3 separate regions of the Homo sapiens genome follow, and regions 2 and 3 are each linked to region 1. The links are chromatin contacts, found by Hi-C or POLR2A ChIA-PET in ENCODE. All regions are on one chromosome and are shown on one strand. The core of a region is the stretch at or near the end of the contact, and the rest is flanking DNA. Distances in the headings are between cores, read along the strand shown.

Evidence for each region. A loop is a pair of places that touch in the nucleus more often than their neighbours do. ChIA-PET counts read pairs that join two places held with the same protein, here RNA polymerase II (POLR2A). Pooled maps may share reads with other maps.
Region 2: a loop to region 1 is called in a map with no recorded cell type, with 4 times the contacts of the local background. The contact joins two enhancer-like sites. A Hi-C loop is called at or near these places in 3 of 37 single-sample maps with no recorded cell type and 2 of 50 pooled maps. POLR2A ChIA-PET finds 5 or more read pairs at or near these places in 1 of 52 experiments (B cell).
Region 3: a pooled map shows a loop between it and region 1 (5-fold over the local background). The contact joins the promoter of DINOL here to the enhancer-like site in region 1. A Hi-C loop is called at or near these places in 1 of 37 single-sample maps with no recorded cell type and 3 of 50 pooled maps. POLR2A ChIA-PET finds 5 or more read pairs at or near these places in 2 of 52 experiments (GM12878 and T-cell).

What each region holds. Positions count from the first base shown.
Region 1 is chr6:37,558,546-37,561,837 of GRCh38, reverse strand. No RefSeq gene overlaps it. Among named protein-coding and RNA genes, the nearest start is that of MIR4462, 4.8 kb to the right of the region's middle. RefSeq lists an enhancer at 1-164. Within about 2 kb of position 1,702, at least 2 of the 41 ENCODE cell types and tissues checked have a DNase peak (open chromatin) inside an H3K27ac peak, as active enhancers do; they include B cell, where a contact is called at or near this core.
Region 2 is chr6:36,750,695-36,754,126 of GRCh38, reverse strand. CPNE5 (copine 5) reads left to right here. Exons shown (of 21, transcript NM_020939.2): 14 at 1,032-1,093. Among named protein-coding and RNA genes, the nearest start is that of RAB44, 55 kb to the right of the region's middle. Within about 2 kb of position 1,598, at least 14 of the 41 ENCODE cell types and tissues checked have a DNase peak (open chromatin) inside an H3K27ac peak, as active enhancers do; they include B cell, where a contact is called at or near this core.
Region 3 is chr6:36,677,088-36,680,108 of GRCh38, reverse strand. It overlaps DINOL (damage induced long noncoding RNA), which reads left to right and starts at 1,550. Exons shown (of 1, transcript NR_144384.1): 1 at 1,550-2,500. CDKN1A (cyclin dependent kinase inhibitor 1A) reads right to left here and starts at 1,395. Exons shown (of 3, transcript NM_000389.5): 1 at 1,311-1,395. RefSeq lists enhancers at 514-1,101, 1,113-1,302, 2,495-3,021 and a silencer at 1,353-1,582.

The sequences.
Region 1 (3,292 bases), core at 453-2,952:
GTCTCTTCTCACACCTCCATACCCTCCAGCCACCACTCAGGCCTGGGCTGGGCTGTGTGTCTCTGTTTTGGACTGTTGCCCTGGTCCTTGGCAGAGAGACACTCCCCTTTCTGGGCCTGAAAGACCCACCCCCTGGCTTTAGGCTGTTCTGCAGCCTTTTCGGGAGGAAGCAGAGGATGGGCCTCTGTCCTCCCGATCAAGTCCCTTCTGTCCCTCCTCCCAGAGACAAGTCCACCACAGCCTTGGAGAGCAAGCAAACACACTGGCCCATGTCATTATTGAGACCAGGTGGCACTGGATCTAAAACATCTTGTTCCTTTCTCTCAGCTCTGCTTCTTTCGGCCTGGCCACTCATCCCTCCATGGCAAGGACAGCTGCACATCTCACCCCTTCCTGTGTCTATCACCCCAAAGGGAAGGTGCGCTCCACTTCCCTGCTTGCTCCAGCAGCAAAATCCTGGGGAAGGTGTCTGAGTGGTCTGGCCCTGGCCACACACCTAACCCAGAACCAGTCACTCTGCCTGGGGCTAGGAGAGAGGGAAATTGTGCCAGGCAGCCAAAAGCAGTAGCCACCCCAGGAACACTCAGGGAAGAGGGTAGCAGCTGCCAGGAAGAAGAGAAGACGTGGAGATTAAAGCTGGGCGGGTGGTTAGGAGGCAAGCGGGACCCAAGATCTGGCCCTTTGTGTGTCTACCTCAAACAGGAGGTAAGACAGCAGCAGAGGGAAACTTTCCTTCTTCACCATTTGCTGGGTGTGGACCAAAAATACCAAGACTTGTATTCACACACACAACCTCTAAACACACGTGCTTCTATATGTATTAAATAAATATTGGCACATACACATGCTTAAACACACATCCCTGGACACTTTACACTCCATACAGACACCTACACAATCACAGGCATGTATACTGCATCAGTCAGGATAGGCAAGGCTATGCTTCATTAACAAATAACTCCAAAACCTCTACTGCTTAAAACCAAAGGGCTTGCTTCTTGCTCACGCGACATGCCAGTCACAGCTTCTGCACATCATATCACCCCAAGGCCCAGACTGATGGAGAAGCCACTAGCTCAAAGCTTGCTGGTCATAGTGCCAGAGGGAAAGAAAGACCTCTGGAAGATGTTGCATTGGCAATTACATTCTTCTGCCGGGAAGTGACACTTTCTCTTCTGCCCATTGGCCAGAACTGGTCATATGGCCCCATCCAACCACAAGGGGGCCAGGGAGTGCAATTCGGAAGAGGAGACCCAGAAATATTTAGCAAATAGCACTAGCGACTAGTGAGTAGGGCGCGCGCGTGCGCACGCACACACACACACACACACACACACACACACACACACACTTACTGCTCTTCCCACGGTCTCCTTATTTTATCCTTTTGTGTCCTGGACTCCTAAACAATTCCCTGTCCCTAGTAATCAGGGTGGAAAGTCTCCTGCCAGGAGCCAGAGGTTGTGGAAACTTACATCCCCCTTCATTTCAGTCCTGTCGGCTGCCCTGAGTCTCCCCGTCTCACTCTGGGCCCCATCATCCATCTCCCTCCCTGCCCATTCGTCTGAGCCTCCCCTGCCCCAGCTTCTGCCTCCTGCCAAGAAGAGATAAAAGAGACAGCTGCGTATTTATTCAGTGCTACTTCTACTTCTCACTGCTGCCCCACCACTTGCTTCAAGCTCCCCGCTAGCATCCTCCTCCCTTTCTTCTTTCTACGATTGCCTGAAGAGCTAAGCGTGAGCTAGTGGCACCCAGAGAGGTGGCTGCTACGGGGGAAGGGAGGAATGAGGGGAGGGGGGACCTCAGGGCCCTTGGGGGTGACAGGAGAAGGCAGACATGAACAAAAACTCAGAGAGGGCATGAGATGTAGAATAACACTCACAAGCGGACAGAGACAGAAAAGAAACACAAAATGTGGCAGAGAGAAGCAGAGACGCAGCGAGGGACAGAGGCAGATGGAAAGAGACACAGATTGACAGAGACAGAAATAAGTGGAACAGAGACACAGAGACTGGGCCAGAGGAATGAATGCAGAAAGAGAAAAGATGGAAGGTAGAAGTGGGGATGTGTTTAGGGTGTGTGTGTATGTTGCTGTACAGCTCTGGTTTTTAAGCCCCGCTTTCACTGAAATGGATTCATGAAGGCAGGTGCTGTGCTATCTTTAAAGATAGGGAGAGGATGTGGCACTTTTGAAGCCAGTGGTGCAGGTTTAAGGCCAGGCCATAAGCTCAGGGCGCTGGCAGGGTTTCCCTGGAGATCTCTGGTGCCAAGTGGTCAGCTCCACAGCATTAGCTCTGTGGTCGGAGGAGGCTGCAGGTCTGAGCTGTGAATGCTTCCTCAGTGGCCTCAGCCACACTTCTGCTCCAGCTCCAGCTCTGCCTGCAGCAAAGGGACCCTAGGAGAAAGGGGAGAGGGGCGGAAGCAGTCCCTGCCCTGTGCAGGGGATGAAGGGGGCCCAGGCTGAAAACGGAGGTAGATTCCTATCTTTAAGGAGCCCTGAGTCTGAGCAGAGGTTTGAGCCTCATTCATTCCTTCAACACATGGTCCTGGTACCCTACCCTGTGCCAGGCCCCAAGACACAGTGGAAGACAAAAGCCATGTGCCCTGTAGGTTTTAGCCTAATGGAGGAGACAGACCACAAACAAACCACAATTATATAACAACAAACCAGGTTCGGTGCTACAAAGTAAAAGGGCGTCATCGTGGGAGAATCTTGGCGGTGGGGGCTTCTTTACACTCAGGAAAGTCTCTCCAAGTAGGTGATACTGTGGCCAAGACCTTCCAGATGAGAAAGAGCCAGGTAAGAGGAAAAGTGGGGGTGGCATGGGGTGGGGAGTGGGGACACCAGCCCAGGTGGCAAAAACAGCCCAATTCATAAAGCGACACCCAGCTTGGGCACTACTCCAAGGTGAGCCCGCGGCGTCGGAGTGGGTCAGCCGGCTGTTCAGGAGCTGGCAGGGCAAGCCTCCATGGACTGTGGGCTTGATTTTAGGGACAATGGTGAGAGACACGAGTGGTGTCCACGCACTCATGCTGGGCACCTACGGTGTGCCGGCCCGAGCTGGGGGCGGGAGGCTAGCTCAGTTGTTGGGATAGAAGTAAGAAGACCTCGGGGCAGAGGAAACCAACGAATCTGATCAGGTCACTCCTTGGGTTAACTCCCTCAGCAGCTCCCACCACCCTCAGGATAAAGGCCAGACCCCTCAGCAGGGAGGCAAGGCCCTCTCACCCTGTCTGTTCCCCATCTCCTCCCTCTGGCCCTTCCATGTGTGGGACTCAATGCTCCCTCCAG
Region 2 (3,432 bases), core at 349-2,848, 810 kb after region 1:
CATGGTCATCAGTCAGGGTTGAAGCCACTGCCGTGGTTCCTAGTAAGTCTGAGCTGCCACACTTGGAAGGAGGCCTGTGGTTCATCCAGGTGCCTAATACCTTAACCACAATAGCTGGGGGTCTTACTGCCAAGTAAGGGTGGTGCTCTCACCTGGCCCTCCCAATGAGCCTGTAAAAACAGCTGAATCTTCATGAATAGGGGGCTCCCAAACTACCAGAGAGGAGTTCGTTCTCTTACACAGGTGAAAGGTCCTCTGCCCTAATCTTGTCTCATATAATTGGCCTAGGATGCCAGGCTTTCATTTGTCTCCTTGATTCTAAATTGTTATGATAATGAGCTGCCAGGTAGCTGCCTGTCTTGGCAAAGCCAAAGCTAACTTTGCCAGGGCATAGGTTAAAAGGCCTCTGCTTGGGGGAGGGGGCCTGGGGTAGTCAGTTACCTCTGGGGAAAAGGATGGGCTACTTATGAGGCAGGATCTTGGGTCTGAGAGGGATGAGATGGGACCAGTAAGATTTAAGATAAGCACAGTCCAAAGAGGCACATTTCAGGACTAATAGCTCTAGGCACATGGAAGCCTGAAGCTGGTCGGCATTGGCAGGTTGTTAGGCCTGTGCCAGGAGGGCCCCCTTGTCCTCCACACCCCACCCTAGGTCCCTGGGGCTGAAGAGCCAGTGCCCACTTAGAGGAAACTAACACCCTTGGCTTGGACCCCGGTTCCACTGACACAGATGGGACCCTTCCGTCAAGGTCAAGAGTGCAGGCTCTGAAGTCAGACACACCCTGGTTTCAGATCCCTTCTCTGCCCTGGCAGTGTCCTTGGGCACATTGCACCACCTCTTTGGGTTTCAGTTTCCTTGGCTATAAAGTGGGGATAATAATAGTACTTCATGGGGTGGTGTGGGCAGTGCATGCAGTCATGCATGCAAAACTGGCACATGCCGAGTGTTCTGTCAATGTCAGCTCTCGAATCATAACCCATCTCCCCTGACCCCAGGCTCCCCACTGACCAAGCTCCCTTTTGTTTTGAAGGTCACCCTGCTTTCCTTTGCTGTGGAGTCAGAGTGCACCTTCCTTGACTACATCAAAGGAGGGTGAGAAGAGATACAGCCAATTTCATGGGCCTTGGGGAGAGGGAAAGGGCCCCACACACCGACAGGACCGGCTCTGGCCCCACCCTGGCCTCTTCAAAGCCCTGGTTGAAGGCTGTGGTGCTGGGCTCTGAGCAAACCCTGGTGTTTGGGCTGAGACAACTCATCCAGAGCCCTGCACATCCCCAGATCCCAAGCAGCTTGGAGGGAACTCCTGAGCCAAGGAGGCTGGCCTGGGTCATGTCAGGTCTCCATGCAGAGACAGGACCTGGAGCTGGTAGGGACTCCGTGACAGAAAGCCAAGGGCTTGGGGATGTAGAAAGAACCCTGCAATAGGAGTCAGGAGGCCCAGGCTCTAGGCCTCTCTTTGCCATTAATTTGCTGGGTTCCTTTGGGTGAGTCATTTTTCCTCTCAGGGTATCAGTTTCCTCCTCTGTACACAAAGAGAACGGAATAGGTAAGTGTTAAGGTTCCTTACAGCTCTGAGCTTCTGACACCTCTGATCTGTCTGGTTGGGGGAGGGGGACAGTGATTAACCTGCTCACTGTTATTAGGGCCCTGTAAGGGCAGCGGGATTGGGGATAAGCCAGGGATTGGTCCTGGGGCCAGCAGGTGGTCAAACATGAGTTTAAGGAGCAGAAAGAACCACCAGGCACAGTGTCTAGGCCCAGACAGATGGGGGAGCCAGGAGGCCCCAGCCAGCAGCTCACGGAAAGAGCCTGGCTCTAAGGGTAGAGCCTGCCCAGCATGCTGCCTGCCAGGACAGGTGCCAGGTCAGGGCGTGGGCAGCCAAGAGCCCGCAGGTGAGTGACTGCACCTGTCTGGAAAGGAGACAGGCAGGAGCAACTGCCAAAGGCTCATCCCAGCCAAGTGGACCCTTGGCTGCCTGGTTCTCCAGGGCAGAGGGAGAAGTCAGGTCCTGGGAAGCCACACTCACTTTCCCATGACAACACTCCCTGCTGCCTTGAGCTTGCAGTCTCAAGGCTGCAAGCTCTCCTCCTACCCACTGAGCACACACCCTGCCTCCAGTCACTCAGGAGCTCCTCTGCTCTTACCTGCCCCTCCTCTGGGCTGACTCCAGACCCCGCCTTTGCACTCTTCCCCCATCAAAATTGCTTCCCTCTCAATCCCATTAATCAGCCACCCCTTACAGTCCATAGCACCTGGTAACTCTCAAACACCCCTCATCCTGTTTATTTTTATTTATGTTTATTTTATTTTATTTTATTTTATTTATTTTTTGAGACAGAGTCTCGCTCTGTCACTCAGGCTGGAGTGCAGTGGCACAATCTCGGCTTACTGCAACCTCCGCCTCCTGGGTTCAAGCAATTCTCCTGCCTCAGCCTATCAAGTAGAGTAGCTGGGGCTACAGGCATGCGCCACCACCCCCAGCTAATTTTTGTATTTTTAGTAGAGACGGGCTTTCACCATTTTGGCCAGGCTGGTCTCGAACTCCTGACCTCAGGTGATTCGCCTGCCTCGGCCTCCCAAAGTGCTGGGATTACAGGCATGAGCCACCACACCCAGTCCATCCTATTTATTTTTTTCATTTGCATAGTACCCCCAACTTACAGAACACAGTGGGCAGGATCAGAACAGTTATCCCCATTTTACAGAGCTTGCCTGAAGCCACACGCCTAGATGGTGGCAGGGTTCCTTCTCCCATAACATGCTGCCTTTCATTCTATAGTAATGAATCAGTCTAGCCTGCCTGACTTGCAGTTAGCGGGTGGGGTGGGATGAAGATGGAGACTGATGAGTTAAAGGGCTGGATGCTGTGAGGTTTCATCGAAAAGGAGCCCTCAGAGGCTGAGCTAAGCTGGTGCCACCCATACTGGGCAGGTTATAGCCCCAGAGCCAGCCCTCTCTTTAAACTCTCTGGAGAGCCTGAGTGAGGGAGCTGGCTCCAGGGACTGAGAGCCTGGCATGCATGCCCAGGCAGGAAGCTGATGTCTAGGGATCCTCTCCTCCCTGGCCTCCCTCACCTGCCCACCTGGACCCAGGAGGAAGGGTATGGGTACTTTGGCCCCACTGTCAGAGGAGGAGCTGGTTGCTCAGCAGCCTGTGTTCTACCCTTAGGCAGGAGACACTAGGCTGCTGCGAGTAATTTTCCCACAAGAGGATCTGCTTTCCAATTGCTTCCTTTCCCAAGGCTTTTCAGAACCCAGGGCAGGGGAGGACTAGTTAGAGCAAGGCCTGCCTTTCCCCTCACCCTGTATTTGGAAGAGCCAGTCCAACAGTGTCCCTCCAGTATAGTCCCACAGGCCAGAATCATCTTCCCAAGAGTGGCCCTGGGAGCGGGACTTTCACCCTCCAAATGTCTCCCTACCTCTAACAAAGAC
Region 3 (3,021 bases), core at 301-2,800, 880 kb after region 1:
TCCTAACCCAGCTCCAAGATGCTTTTCCTCACGAAGAGGGCGCAAGTGTCCCCCAGGGGTTTGGGACGGAGAGGACGCGCTGTGGTCCGCGCCAGGCGGCGGCGCCCCAGGGGGCGACTCGCCCCCCTGCTCCGCTCAGCCCTGTAGCTTTCGGAGAGGGAATCTGGGCTAGGTCGGGAAGCCCTGAGCCCCCGAGGCAGCTGATAGAGGCCCTGAGCAGCGTCGTGCCCCCCAGACCCCCCACCCCTCAAAGACATGAACCCTCCCCGCCTCCCATCCAGGCGTGGGCTCCGCTCCCGCCCCGGAGTCCAGCGCCCCGACCCGAGGACAGGCTGGGCCGCGATTCTCCCGGCCGCGGTGGGAAAGAGGTAGAGGAGACCCTTGCCCTTCCCCGACTGACAGGCTGGTTAGAGCCCGCCCAGAGCAGGGCCGTGACTCCCCGACCCCTACAGCGCGCCGCGGAGCGGGGACCCGACGCGGTGTCCCGGACCTCCAGTGCCCGGCTTCCTTGGGAACAAACTGTTCCAGCCAAATAGGTCACTGTGCCGATGGGAGGACGGAGACCGCGAAGGGGCAGGGGAGAGGGCTTCTGGAGTCCCGCTGTACCCCATCCCGGGCGGGGTTCTGACCTCATACAGTCCGTTCCCTGGGGTCTCCTTGTCACAGTGAGTCACCTCCTCGCTAGTCCTTAGGGGACGGGTCCTGGCACATTCCCAAGGGCCAGGAAACAGCCCGCGCTGACCTCAGCGCTCAGCCAGGTGGTGGACACAGTGGCGTAAAGGACCTGAACCTGGGACCTGGGCCAGGGCGGCGCAGATTGGATCCCAGAGCCACCCGGGACCGATCCTAGACGAACTTACTCCACTCCGCTTTCCTCGCCCTTCCTGGGCCCCTCCAGGGACACGGACTTCATCCCCACGCCGCGAGCAAACTGCGCCTGGGGCCTGGAGCCAACCGCAGCCAAAGGCGAGCTCCCAGAACGGTCCCGTCCACGCCCTCCCTCGCCCCAGCTGGGTTTCCAGGGGCGGGGAGCGTGACCAGGGATTCCTGTACTTGTAATCCCGCTCTCCGCCCCGGGGTCTCCGGCACATCCCGACTCTCGTCACCCGCGCACTTAGAGACACCGTGTGCGCAAGCCGAGCGCGCACCGACCCACGCCCGTCATTCACCTGCCGCAGAAACACCTGTGAACGCAGCACACACCCGCGAACACGCATCCTCGCGGACACGCAGGGACACACGCGGGCACGCTTGGCTCGGCTCTGGGCCGCCGGCCCGGGGTCCCCTGTTGTCTGCCGCCGCTCTCTCACCTCCTCTGAGTGCCTCGGTGCCTCGGCGAATCCGCGCCCAGCTCCGGCTCCACAAGGAACTGACTTCGGCAGCTGCTCACACCTCAGCTGGCGCAGCTCAGCGCGGCCCTGATATACAACCGCCCCGCCCGGGCCCGCCTCAAGGAGGCGGGACCCGCGCTCGGCCCACCGCGCCGCCCGGGACCGCCCTCCCCGGGGCCCAGGCTCCTGGCTGCCCAGCGCCGAGCCAGCTGAGCCTGGCCGAGTTCCAGCAGGCCAGCCGGTCCCGGAACCTCGCGTGCTGCAGGAGGGCACTTCCCTCCTCCCCCAGTCCCTCGCCTGCGTTGGTGCGCTGGACACATTTCCCCACGAAGTGAGCCACAAATCTGGCTTTTTTTACTTGGAGAATGAGTTGGCACTCTCCAGGAGGACACAGCACTGTTAGAATGAGCCCCCTTTCTGGCTCACCGCTGACCCACTCTGGCAGGCAAGGATTTACCCAATGCAGCTGAAAAGATCAGGAGGATGACATTAATACATAAAAATTCATAAATTATAAAAACGATGCACCTCTCTGCAATTTCCAGAAAAGCCCCACAATATCACCTCTATTCCCACTGATCCCTCACTAGGTCACCTCTCCCAGAAGCACCTGGAGCACCTAGACACCCCAACAAAGCATCTTGAGGCCAGAATGATTTTTCAGTCCCGTTTATTTCACAGATGAGGAAATTGAGGTCCACTGAACTTAAGTATACAAAGTTGTTGATTGTCACATGCTTCCGGGAAGGAGGGAATTGGAGAGACTACCAAAAAAGGGCAACCTGATCTCCAGGGAAACAGAAGAATTGGACATTGAACCAATCTCCCTACACCCTACACTCACCTGAACAGAAGAAATCCCTGTGGTTGCAGCAGCTTTGTTGGCCAGGAAGGGGAGGATTTGACGAGTGAGTTGTCTGTCTCCTGAATACTCCCCACATAGCCCGTATACACTGCTGGGGAAACTGGGGCTCAGAGAAGTCTGGTGACCTAACTCAGATCATGCAGCAAAGAAATGACTATAGTTGGAACACAGGACTTTTGCCTCCTGCCCGGGGCTCTCTGCTTGTCATCCTTTATTTCTGTGGCTCCAAAATGACAAAAATGCCAAATAACCCTCATTTGCAGATGGTTTATGGAGATGACATAAATAAAGGACAATTCTGGAAGTGTCTACTGGTTCTTCTGACAGACACAGAAATGAGTGATGTGTCTATCCGCTCCCATCTACCTCACACCCCTGACCTCCCCTGGACTTCACCTTTGCCTCCTTTCTGTGCCTGAAACATTTGCAGTTTTGCTTTTAAAAAATTGCAGAGGATGGATTGTTCATCTGAACAGAAATCCCACTAAAAAACAGAACCCAGGCTTGGAGCAGCTACAATTACTGACATCTCAGGCTGCTCAGAGTCTGGAAATCTCTGCCCAGACATGCCCAGTCTTCTTCCTCTAACGCAGCTGACCTCGGGGAGGACAGGCTTCTTTCTCCTCTGCTGTGGGGATGGGAGCCCAGGTAGGGGTGGGAGGACACAGTAGCAGACCCCCTTGGCCTGCCTCGCCCTGGAGTCAGGCCAGGATTGTGGCTAAACCCCAGAAAGGCCACGGCACAGCCTCAGGACCCCACTCTAAGCCCCACTGCTGTCTGCACCTTCGCTCCTATACATCCAAACCATCCAAAGGGCTGGTTGTC